Linked DNA regions of Homo sapiens: region 2 is linked to region 1. A link is an interaction called in ENCODE POLR2A ChIA-PET data of the cell type or tissue named here. Cell type or tissue: PC-9. All regions are shown on one strand. Each heading gives the region's core, and the rest is flanking DNA. Links, peaks and the distances in the headings are about the cores only.

Evidence for each region. ChIA-PET counts read pairs that join two places held together with the same protein. Peaks named below come from ENCODE experiments on the same cell type or tissue, not always from the same donor. Only the 100,000 strongest peaks of a DNase experiment are listed, where the experiment ranks them.
Region 2: POLR2A ChIA-PET joins it to region 1 with 5 read pairs; 9 of 35 experiments call an interaction of 5 or more read pairs at or near these places.

The regions. Positions count from the first base shown.
Region 1 is chr12:6,810,321-6,816,225 of GRCh38, reverse strand. CD4 (CD4 molecule) reads right to left here. Exons shown (of 10, transcript NM_000616.5): 4 at 1,926-2,084; 5 at 1,234-1,467; 6 at 1-170. Among named protein-coding and RNA genes, the nearest start is that of GPR162, 8.5 kb to the left of the region's middle. In PC-9, for the core only: no CTCF peak of the experiment used is centred there; a DNase peak (open chromatin) is centred at 2,655; H3K27me3 peaks cover 2,025 bases.
Region 2 is chr12:6,658,006-6,663,910 of GRCh38, reverse strand. ING4 (inhibitor of growth family member 4) reads left to right here and starts at 792. Exons shown (of 8, transcript NM_016162.4): 1 at 792-846. The coding sequence starts at 810. RefSeq lists an enhancer at 762-821. In PC-9, for the core only: no CTCF peak of the experiment used is centred there; no DNase peak of the experiment used is centred there; H3K4me3 peaks cover 1,368 bases.

The DNA.
Region 1 (5,905 bases), core at 614-4,613:
CTTGTTCTTCAGGTCAAAGGTGATCCAAGACTTGGAGGAGGAAGCCCTCTCCGCCTGCCACCACAGCTCGCCACTGCCCGTCAGCTTTTCAACTGTAAAGGCGAGTGGGAAGGAGAACTCCACCTGTTCCCCCTCTTTCTTATAGACTATGCTGGAGGCCTTCTGGAAAGCTGGAGGTGGGAAGGGAGAGACCCTGGGTGAGGAGATAGGAAGATGAGGGTGCACGAGTGGGGTTGGCATGTGGAGGCAGCAGGGAGATGGAAGGGGACCCGACGAGTCCAGACACCCACCTTGTCACTTCAGATACTTCAGTTCCTTCCTACCTCTCCAGCCTTCTCTCCCTTCTTCCACCCAGCATTTTCCTACAGCAGGCCACCTCCCTCCTCCCGGAAGCCATCACAGAGCAGCCCAGCCACAGGGGATCCTTGCTGTCCTTAGGATTCCTGGACCACAGAAGCCATTTGGCCTCCACTCCTTAGAGGCGTATTCATCACCCTTCACAAAATAACAGCGAACACTTAACTAGGGCTTACTCTGTGCCAGGCACCATTTTCAGTGCCTTACGTATATCAGTCCTCAACTTAATACGAGGTAGTCACTATGGCAGTTAACATCATCCCCATTTCACAGAGGCTGAAACCAAGGTGCAGAGAGGTTTAGTAACTCACCCAAGGTCACATGGTTGTGGCAGAACCAGGATTTCAATCAGCGTACATGCACTAAACTGGCACACTACCTTATGTCTACCTTAAGTCACATAAGCACCCAGGGGACAGGATCTGGGGTAGGACCTTGGTCTCCCCACAGTGGCCTGGCTTAGAGGTCCAGAGGTACAACATAGAACATCATCAGGGTTGGCTTACTGGTGTTAGTGTCCCTGAGTAAGTGGATTTGCCAACTTGGTAGGGGTGTGGAGCTGAGGCAACAAAGAAAGTAAGCTCCCTGACATTCCTCCTTTGGGGCCTCCAAAGGAGACTCGGGCCTCTAGCATCCTTACCTTCCCCAGCCTTTCCTTTCTCCATGTCCACCACACTGAGGGGTGGCTGCCAATCAGCCCCCTGAGGATGAGGGCCCCAGTGAGTCCTTCAAGACAGGCCTCAGCTCTAGGGGACCTAGTCTTCTCCACTCCTGACCTCCCAGCACCAGAACCAGAAACAGGGCAGTCAGAGCAGAGGGAGGGGCTGTCAGCCCCTGGGGCAGGGAGGAGACTGCGCGAAGAGGGGCTTCCCTTACCTAGCACCACGATGTCTATTTTGAACTCCACCTTCTTCTGGTTCTGCAAGACAGTGCATGTCCAGGTGCCACTATCCTGGAGCTCCAGCTGAGACACGGAGAGGGTCTTCCCCCCCTGTATGTTTTTACCCCTTGGACTCCTACATTGCACTGAGGGGCTACTACCAGGGGGGCTCTCCAAGGTCAGGGTCAGGCTCTGCCCCTGAAGCAGGTGGGTGTCAGAGTTGGCAGTCACTGTGGAGGGAAAGGCCAGCTGTGTCACACACATACCATCCCCAAGGAGAAGGGCAGACAACAGGAAACCAACAACATCTCTCCATTATCGCCGTCCCAACATCTCCTTCCTCCCAGCACCCAGCTGCGCACCCCCAGCCAAGATAGGGTTTCCCTCTCCCCTCCTCTCTCTCTTCTTTCCTCCTCTCCCCTCATCCTCTCTTCCCCAGTCTCTCTCCCTCCTTCCCTTGCCTCCTTCCCTTTTCTTTCCTTTTCCCAAGGCCTCTTCCCTCCTCCGCCCACCAGCATCCCTCACCTGATCAAGAAGGGTTTTAAGACATTTGGAGGCCAGTTTGACAGCCTGGTCCTCTTGGGGCTGCTGCGGTATCACCAGCTCAGGCTGGATTTGGTGCAGGGGTGGGAGTAGTGGGGAAGGGAACCAGGCAGGAGGTATCCTCATCCCCACCTGCCCCACTCACATCCGAACACTAGCAATTGCACCTCCTCCTTCTGGTCCTCCACTTCACAGATGTAAGTATCTGAGTCTTCTATCTTAAGATTCTTGATGATCAGGGGAAAGTTTCCTTGGTCCCAAAGGCTTCTTCTTGAGTCAGCGCGATCATTCAGCTTGGATGGACCTGGGAGCAGAAGACATATGGGGGGGGACTGAGGCGCCCTGGAGACAGGGCACCTCTGGCAAGAGAATGCCCACGGCTCTTCTGATATCAGTTGCTAATTTCCTGCAACATCTGCTCCTCGTTCTAATCAGAGAAACCCGGTCTGGCAAGGAGGTCTCATCATATCCATTTACCTGGCTGGGACAGTAGCTCACAAATACAAATAAAATCATATCCTTATTTGGAGAGCACCAACTCCTACATGCCAAATACTTTACAGGCATCATCTCAGTAATCTCCACAATAATTCCGAGAAATAGATACTGTCAACACTGTTTTGTTTATTTTGCAGATAGAGAAACTGAGACTCAGAGAGATTAGGTAACTGCCTAAACTCTCACATATTGAGATTAAGTAATTACCCAACTCTCACACATTGTAGGAGAATAAACCAGTACAATTTCTTTGGATGGTGATTTGTAATCTATACAGAATTACAAATGTATATACAAAACCAAATGTCCATCAATAAAGAATAGGTTAAATAGATCATAGCTCACCCATTCAGTGGACTGCTATGCAGCCGTAAGAGAGGAATGAGGAAGTGCTTTGTGTACTAATTTGGACCCGTATCTAAGAAACATCACTAACTGAATAAAGCGAGATGTTAAACAGTCTACTATTTGTTTTTAAAGGTGGAGAAAATATATTCTTTGTATATGAAAAGAATAATTCTCGAATTAAACATAAGAAAATGAGGCCATTAAAAAGAGCTATAATGTCTAAAAAAAAATTAAAAAAGAAAATGAGGCCAGGCATGGTGGAAATCTCTCATCCCAGCTCTTTGAAAGATCGAGGTGGAAAGATTGTTTGTGCCCAGGAGTTCGAGATCAGCCTGGGCAACATGGCGAAACCCCATCTCTAAAAAAAAAAAAAAAAAAATTTTTTTTAATTAGCCGCCTTGGGAGGCTGAGGTGGGAGAATCACTTGAGCCCAGAAGTCAAAGGTTGCAGTGAAACAAATGAGATGGCACCACTGCACTCCAGTCTAGGTGACAGAGTGAGACTCTGTCTCAAAAAAGAAAAAAAATTAACTGAGTGTGGTGGTGCATGCCAGTAGCCCCAGCTATGCCGGAGGCTGAGGTGGGAGGATAACCTGACCCAGGAGGTCGAGGCTGCAGTGAGCTATGATCATGCCACTGCACTCCACCCTGGGCGACAGAATGAGACCCCATTTAAAAGAAAAAAAAACTGGGAGGCTGAGGCACAAGATCGCTTGAGACTGGGAGGCAGAGTTTGCAGTGAGATCGCACCACTGCATTCCAGCCTTGGTGAGAGAGTGAGACTGTCCCAAAACACACACACACACACACACACACACACACACACACAAAAATAACCTTGGTTGCCTCTAGGAAGAGGAAGTGAATACTCATGTGTAGGAAGAAAGCTTTTCACTATATGCCCTTTGCTTTTTTTTTTTTGAGATGGAGTTTCGCTATTGTTGCCCAGGTTGGAGTGCAATGGCATGATCTTGGCTCACCGCAACCTCCGCCTCCCGGGTTCAAGCAATTATCTTGCCTCTGCCTCCCGAGTAGCTGAGATTACAGGCATGCGCAACCAAGCCCGGCTAATTTTGTATTTTCAGTAGAGACAGGGTTTCTCCTTGTTGGTCAGGCTGGTCTCGAATGCCCAACCTCAGGTGATCCGCTCGCCTTGGCCTCCCGAAGTGCTGGGGTTACAGGCGTGAGCCACCACACCCAGCCTGCTTTCTTTTTTTGTTTGTTTGTTTTTATGGAGTCGAGTGTTCGATCTCTGCTCATTGTAACCTCTGCCTCCTGAGTTCAAGGGATTCTCTTGCCTCAGCCTTCGGAGTAGCTGGGATTACAGGTGTACACCACCACATCTGGCTAATTTTTGTATTTTTAGTAGATACAAGTTTTGCCATGTTGCCCAGGCTGATCTCGAACTCCTGACCTCAAGCAACCCGCCCACCTCAGCCTCCCAAATTGCTGGGATTGCAGGTGTGAGCCACTGCACCCAGCCTATATGCCCTTTTCTATCTTTTGAATTTTGACTCCCGTAAGTGGTGGAGCTAGGATTAAAATGCAGCCCGTCAGGAGTCTGGGACCAACCTAGGCAGCCAATCGAGACCCTCGTCTCTAAAAAAAATTATTTTAAAAAAAATTAGCTGGGTGTGGTGGCACATGCCTGTAATCCCAGCTACTTGAGAGGCTGAAGCAGGAGGATCACTTGAGCCCAGGAGTTCAAAGTTACAGTGAGCTATGATTGTAACACTGCACTCCAGCCTGGGCAACAGAGTGAGGCCTCATCTTAAAGAAAAGAAATTTTTGGCCGGGTGCGGTGGCTCACGCCTGAAATCCCAGCACTTTGGGAGGCCAAGGCGGTGGATCACTTGAGGTCAGGAGTTCAAGACCAGCCTGGCCAACATGGTGAAACCCCATCTCTACTAAAAATACCAAAAAAAAAAAGAAAAAAAAAATTAGCCAGAGCATAGTGACGCATGCCTGTAATCCCAGCTACTTGGGAGGCTGAGGGAGGAGAATGGCTTGAACCCGGGAGGTGGAGATTGCAGTGAGCCAAGATCACGCCACTGCACTCCAGCCTGGGTGACAGAGTGAGACTCTGTCTCAAAAAAAAAAAAAAAAAAAGAAAAAGAAAAGAAAAAAGAAAAGAAAAAATGTTTTAAAAAATAAAAATAATTCAGGCTATTTCGCTATGCAATGCTATCTCTGGAAAGTTCTTCTGGCATAAGTATGTGTCTCCTTTGGCCTCTTCTTGTAAAATCTAATAACCATCACCAAGGGAAGTTTTCTCTTTAGCTGTGCATTTTCTGGGTGCAGTGGAAGCTCCAAAATCTCTGTAGAACAGGGCTTTAGAAGCTAAATTTACATAGCAAACAGTTCTGTTTTGTTTTGTTTTTACTTAGAATGTATATTTGGAGGAATGGGGCAAAGGTGGCTAAGACTAAAGCCTCTCACCCTGCTTGGTACTGCCTCTGCCTCCCTGAGATGCCCAGGTCCTCTCCCTCTTTCTGCCTTGGTGTGGGAGCCTGGATACCAGTTCAGTCACTCACTCTCCTTTCTCTCCTCTTCCAGACCACACAGTCCTCTTCCCCACTGCTCAGCTCTTACTGTCCAGGAGCCCCTTCCAGACAACCTCACAGCCTCAGCACACAGTTGCCCCAAGCTTCCTCAGAGCACGGCAGGCACCCAATCCACCCCACACCTTCAGTTTCACACTTTTTAAAAAAACTTCCCTACTCAAGACAACCTGGACCCAACCTCCCCCTTTATTTGTTCCTTCAGTGGTTCCTGCCCTACTTGCTGTTTGCCCTGGATCTACACACTGCTTTAATTCCCCAGCTTACCCTGAAATTCAACTACATTCCTTTCACAGTTCCTTTACCAAACTTCTTAAAAGCGTGGCCTACTCTGGTTCTGCCCCACTTTGCTCCGCCTCTTTTGTTCCTCCCCTCCATTTCTAAGTATGATTCGTTTTTCTTCGTCTTGAACTCTTGCTCTGACATCTACATTTAGGTGTTGTCCCAGACTCTGTCTTTGGTTCTCTTCCCCGTTTCTACAGACATTCTAAATTCCACCTCATCCCCAGTCAGCTCTGCAGATTGTGGCCAAGTTGTTACTGCCAGCCCTGACCTCTCTCCTCAGTTCTAGGCACACATTTCCAATGGTCCAAGAAATAAGTTTATGTTAATATCCTGCCATCACCCCAAACGCAATTGGTTCAAAATGAAATGTATAACCCTCCTCCTAAAATAACTCTGCCTCCTTGCTTCTCTTCAAAAGAAAACCATGGCCTGCT
Region 2 (5,905 bases), core at 860-4,859, 150 kb after region 1:
ATCACGCCATTGCACTCCAGCCTGGGCAATAAGAGTGAAAATTCTGTCTCAAAAAAAAAAAAAAAAAAGCAAGAGGGCAAGGCAGGAAGTAATATTTTATATGTGAAAGTGTATTCTAGTGTAACGTACAGGAGCTCTGACAAAAGATGTGCAGAATTATAGCTTTATTATGAGTCATTCTTTGTATTTATAAGTAGAAAGGTGATCATCTTTCTCAAGTTAAAAAAATAATGCTGGGGGAGATGGTGTTTGTGTGAGTGAATAGAAATTCAGACGGTTTAAATGTCTCAAGGCCTGATACTCTTCCCCAACTTCCTTAAGAAACTAACTGGCTTGAAAAAAGTCATTCTGCAAAAGAGGGAAAAAAAGTTGGATCTTCCAGTTGCTGAGAAGGTATGTTTACGCAATATGAGCCTAAAGTGAACAGTTACCCCTGCACGGATTACCATACATTCCCGTTTTGGAGGGAAAAAAGTTTGCTAGAGAATGCAAAATGGCGACCTCCAGTGACGTCATACCTGTCTCGGTCGCGTCCTGGGGTGTCTGTAAGGGCGGAAGCGGGCTACAGCCGCCTCACTGTGGGCGGTCGTGGCTACCATGCAAAAGGAAAAGTTTCAGTGTCGGGCGGATGTGTACCGGCGGTAATATAGTAAGGGCGGAAGTTCTCCTTTAAGGGCGGAAGTTCTCCTTTTAAGGGCGGAAGTTCTCCTTTTAAGGGCGGAAAGGCTTTAGCCGCAAAATGGCTTCGGCCCCTGTCGCGTTACAGTCACTTCCGGGGCGGATCGGAAGTTGCTTTGTTTTGCTTCGAGATGGCTGCGGGGATGTATTTGGAACATTATCTGGACAGTAAGAGCAGGCTGGAGGTGGGGGTCGGGGCTGCAGAGTGGTGCGGGGATCAGGGATGAGAGGATCTGTAGCCCTTAAGTTCCAGTGACGAGAAGGTCACAATTATGAAGCGGTTCTGTGGCAGGAAATATTGGAGGGTGCGGAGAAAGAGGGGGCGGGGCAGCAGGATCGAGGCCCCGCTGATGGGTGTAGACGAGGGAGGGGTGCGGTGTGGGGGTTAGAGACGTGTCTTGAAGGGCTAGTGTGCATGGCCAGGAAGATAGTTGCTGCCCCCATTCTCCAGGGTCTCCAGCCTCGGTAGATTTTTTTCCCCATAGTCGTTCAGAATCGTTATCACACACTGCCATTTGGAGAAGCGGTAAAGACCTCTCCTCCACTCCATTCTTCCTCAAAAGTGGCTTCTCATGGGGTTGAGAGTGGTGGTGATGAGTGACCACTGTCAGATGATGAACTAGAACGCTTCTCTTCATGGAGTAAAGATCTAATTCCCATCAAATGAAAATCTGGTGTTTATGCGATTTATGTAAACCACCCCTGCAGAAAGCCTATTGCTCTGTGCGCTTACATTTGTTTTAGGGCCCGGAGTCATTTATTCAACAAATATTTATTGAGGTCCTGCTATGGGTCAGACATAATGGCAGGCACTAGGGATAGAAAAATGAGTAAGACAAGGCTCCTGCCCTCAAGAAGCTCACGATCTAGTAGGAAACAGATTCTGCAAATAATTATAAAACACTGTGACAAGTGAGATAATGGAAATACATTAAAAAGGACACTTGGTAGGCAACCCTGGAGAAAAGGGGGGTAATTACCTGGGGATGTAGGAAAAGCTTTACAGCGGAGGTGATGTTTGAATAGGGTCTTGAAGGTTATTTGCCAGTGAGGAGAGAAAAAAGGAATTCCAGGTTGGGGAAAGCATCCGCAAAGGTACTGTGATGGGTTTGTGGCAAGGTCAAGGGTGTTTGATATTTATGACTCAGAGGTCAGCGTATTTGATATTTATGAATCTAAGGTAAGAAATTGAGAAAGGAGACTGGAGAAAGAGGCTGAGGCTAGATTGGACAAGGTCTTTTAAGCCAAACGAAGAAGTTTGCATTTTAAAGTAGAGTATGATTTTTATAGAGGAAAATGACTAATATATGGTAAATTGGAGCATGATATTGTTGATAACAGAGATCAATTAGTGATAACATTCCAGGACAGAGATAAGAACCTGATTTTAGGGAGTTACAGAAGTATTTAGGAGTTAAATATGAAAGGACTGACTGAATGACTGAGTGGTTGAGAGAGAAGGAAGAATCTAAGGTGGCTTCTTCCTGCTTAGAAAGTGAGGTAGACAGGCTGGGCACAGTAGCTCATGCCTGTAATCTCAGCACTTTGGGAGGCCAAGGCGGGCAGATCACTTGAGGTCAGGAGTTTGAGATCACCCTGTCCAACATGGTGAAGCCCAGTCTCTACTTTAAAAAAAAAAAAAAATTAGCTGGGCATGGTGGCATGTGACTGTAATCCCAGCTACTTGGGAGGCTGAGTCAGGAGAATCACTTGAACCCAGCAGGTGAAGATTGCAGTGAGCTAAGATCATACATACCACTGCACTCCAGCCTGGGTGACAGAGAAAGACTCCGTGTCCCTCTCAAAAAAAAAAAAAAAAAAAAAAACAAAGGCTGGTGGCCAGGCACGGTGGCTCATGCCTGTAATCCCAACACTTTGGGAGGCTGAGGCAGGCGGATCATGAGGTCAGGAGATCGAGACCAGCCTGGCTAACATGGTGAAACCCCGTCTCTACTAAAAATAAAAAAAATAGCCAGGTGTGGTGGTGTGCCCCTGTAGTCCCAGCTACTTAGGAGGCTAAGGCAGGAGAATCGCTTGAACCTGGGAGGTGGAGGTTGCAGTGGGCCGAGATCATGCCACTGCACTCCAGCCTGGGCAACAGAGTGAGACTCCGCCTCAAAAAAAAAACAAAAACAAAAAGGCTGGGAGCGGTGGCTCACGCCTATAATCCTAGCACATTGGGAGGCTGAGATGGGTGGATCGCCTTAGGTCAGGAGTTCCAAGACCAGCCTGGCTAACATAGTGAAACCCCGTCTCTACTAAAAATACAAAAATTAGCTGGGCGTGGTGGCAGACGCCTGTAATCCCAGCTACTTGGGAGGCTGAGGCACAAGAATTCCTTGAACCTGAGATTGCGCCATTGCACTCCAGCCTGGGCGACAAGAGCGACACTACACCTCAAAAGAAAAGAAAAGAAAGTTACTCAGCGGAGAAAAGATCATGCCAACTGCTGCAGAGATATTTTTTAGGATAGGCTTAATAACACCATTAGATTTGGTAAATCACCAGTGACTCAGTCTTGTGAACTGGTGGTAGCAGACCTGAAGTTGTAGGTTTAAACAGTAGAGGCATTTTATTTTTTTTTATTTATTTTATTTTAGTTTTTCTGTTTGTTTGTTTGTTTTTGAGACAGAGTCTCACTCTGTCACCCAGGCTGGAGCGCAATGGTGCGATCTTGGCCCACTGCAACCTCTGCCTCCCGGGTTCAAGTGATTCTCCTGCCTCAGCCTCTTGAGTAGCTAGGATTACAGTGCCCGCCACCATACCCAGCTAATTTTTGTATTTTTAGTAGAGATGAGGTTTCACTGTGTTGGCCAGGCTGGTCTCAAACTCCCAACCTCAGGTGATCCACCCACCTTGGCCTCCCAGAGTGCTGGGATTACAGGCATGAGCCACCGTACCAGGCCTTTTATTTTTTATATATATATTTAATTTTTATAGAGACAGGATCTGGCCATATTGCCCAGGCTGGTCTCAGACTCCTGAGATCAAGCGATCTACCTGCCTTGGCCTCCCAGAATGCTGGGATTACAGGCGTGAGCCACTGTGCCCAGCAAGTAGAGGCATTTTTAAAGTTTTAGGTGGAGTCTTGGCAAGAGATTTCTCTTGTACTGGGGTGACAAATATTCATGCATTTATTCAAGTATTTACTGAGTACCTGCTCTTTGCAAGTCATAATTCTAAACACTATGGAAACAGGAGAGAATATGATAGCCATGTTCGGCCTGGGGAGACAGATACCAAATAACTAATTACACATTATTTTTTTTAATTTTTTTGTTTTTTGAAACAGTCTTGCTCTTTTGCCCGGGCTGCAACCTCTACCTCCCTGGTTCAAGCAATTGTCCTGCCTCAGTCTCTTGAGTAACTGGAACTACAGCCACAGGCCACCATGCCCATCTATTTTTTTTTTTTTTTTTTGAGACAGAGTCTCGCTCTGTCGCCCAGGCTGGAGTGCAGTGGAGCGATCTCGGCTCACTGAAAGCTCCACCTCCTGGATGCACGCCACTCTCCTGCCTCAGCCTCCCGAGTAGCTGGGACTACAGGCGCCCGCCACCACGGCCAGCTAATTTTTTTGTATTTTTAGTAGAGACGGGGTTTCACCATGTTAGCCAGGATGGTCTCAATCTCCTGACCTCGTAATCTGCTCTCCTCGGCCACCCAAAGTGCCGGGATTACAGGTGTGAGCCACCGCGCCTGGCCTAATTTTTGTTTTGTTTTGTTTTTGAGATGGAGTCGCACTCTGTCACCCAGGCTGAAGTGCAGTGGTGCGATCTCAGCTCACTGCAACCTCCACCTCCCGGATTTAAGCAATTCTTGTGCCTCAGCCTCCCAAGTATCTGGGATTACAGGTTTCACCATGTTGGCCAGGCTGGTCTTGAACTCCTGGCTTCAAGTGAGCCACCCGCCTCGGCCTCCCAAAGTGCTAGAATTACAGGCATGAGCCACCGTGCCTGGCCCTAATTTTTGTATTTTTAGTAGAGATGGGGTTTTGCCAGGCTGCCAAGGCTGGTCTTGAACTCCTGGCCTTGAGTGATCCACCTGCCTTCCAGAGTGCTGGATTACAGGCATGGGCCACCGCACCCAGCCAACTAATTACACATTTATTTAATTACAGTTGGATAAGTGCTTTAAAAAGGTGGCTAGAATACCTTGACATAGATCGAGGGCAGTTAACAGAGTCTGGGAAAGTTGAGTTTGAGCTGAACTTTGGAAGAACGAACAGGAATTTAATAGGCCAAGAGGGATGGGGTGGATGGGATGAGGAAAAGCGAGCGGTGCATTCCAACTAGAGAGAACAGCATGTGGAAAGCCAAATGGCAGGAGGAGCACAGGCCAGTTTGAGGCAGTGCGAGGAGGCCAGTATGGGCAAAGCAGAGCACAAAGGGAGACTGACATGAGTTCAGGCTGGTGTGAGGTAAGCAAGGGCCAGAAAGCGCAGAACATCTTCAGAGCAGTAGGAAGTGACCAGAAGGTTATAAGCGGGAGAGTGACTTGATTAGGTTTGCATTTTTTATTTTTGTGTTTGTTTTTGTTTTTGTTTTTTTGAGTCAGTGTCTTGCTCTGTCATCCAGGCTGGAGTGCATTGGCGTGATCTCGGCTCACTGAAATGTCCACCTCCCAGGTTCAAGGGATTTTTGTGCCCCAGCCTCCCAAGTAGCTGGGATTACAGGCATGTGCACCAAGCCTGGCTAAGTTTTTGTATTTTTGGTAGAGACAGAGTTTCACCATGTTGCCCAGGCTGGTCTTGAACTCCTCAGCTCAGCTGATGCGCCCACCTGGGCCTCCCAAAGTGCTGGGATTACAGGCATGAGCCACCGTGCCTGGCCAGGTTTGCATTTTTTAAAAAGGACATTCTGGCTACTATATGGAAGTAGATTGGAAGTGTTATGTGTATAATAGAGGATACCAGGAGACTATTTGTAATTTGAGGACAAAGAGCTTGGAGGCAGAGATGGAAAATAAAAGAAAGGGGCCCGTCTTAGTGGCTCATGCCAGTAATCCCAGCACTTTGGGAGATCAAGGCGGGCGGATCACCTGAGGCCAGGAGTTCAAGACCAGTCTGGCCAAAATGGTGAAACCCTGTGTCTACTAAAAATACAAAAATTAGTCGGGTGTGGTGGCGCGCGCCTGTGGTCCCAGCTACTCCAGAGGCTGAGGCAGGAGAATCACTTGAACCCAGGAGGTGGAGGCTGCAGTGAGCCAAGATCGTGCCACTGCACTCCAG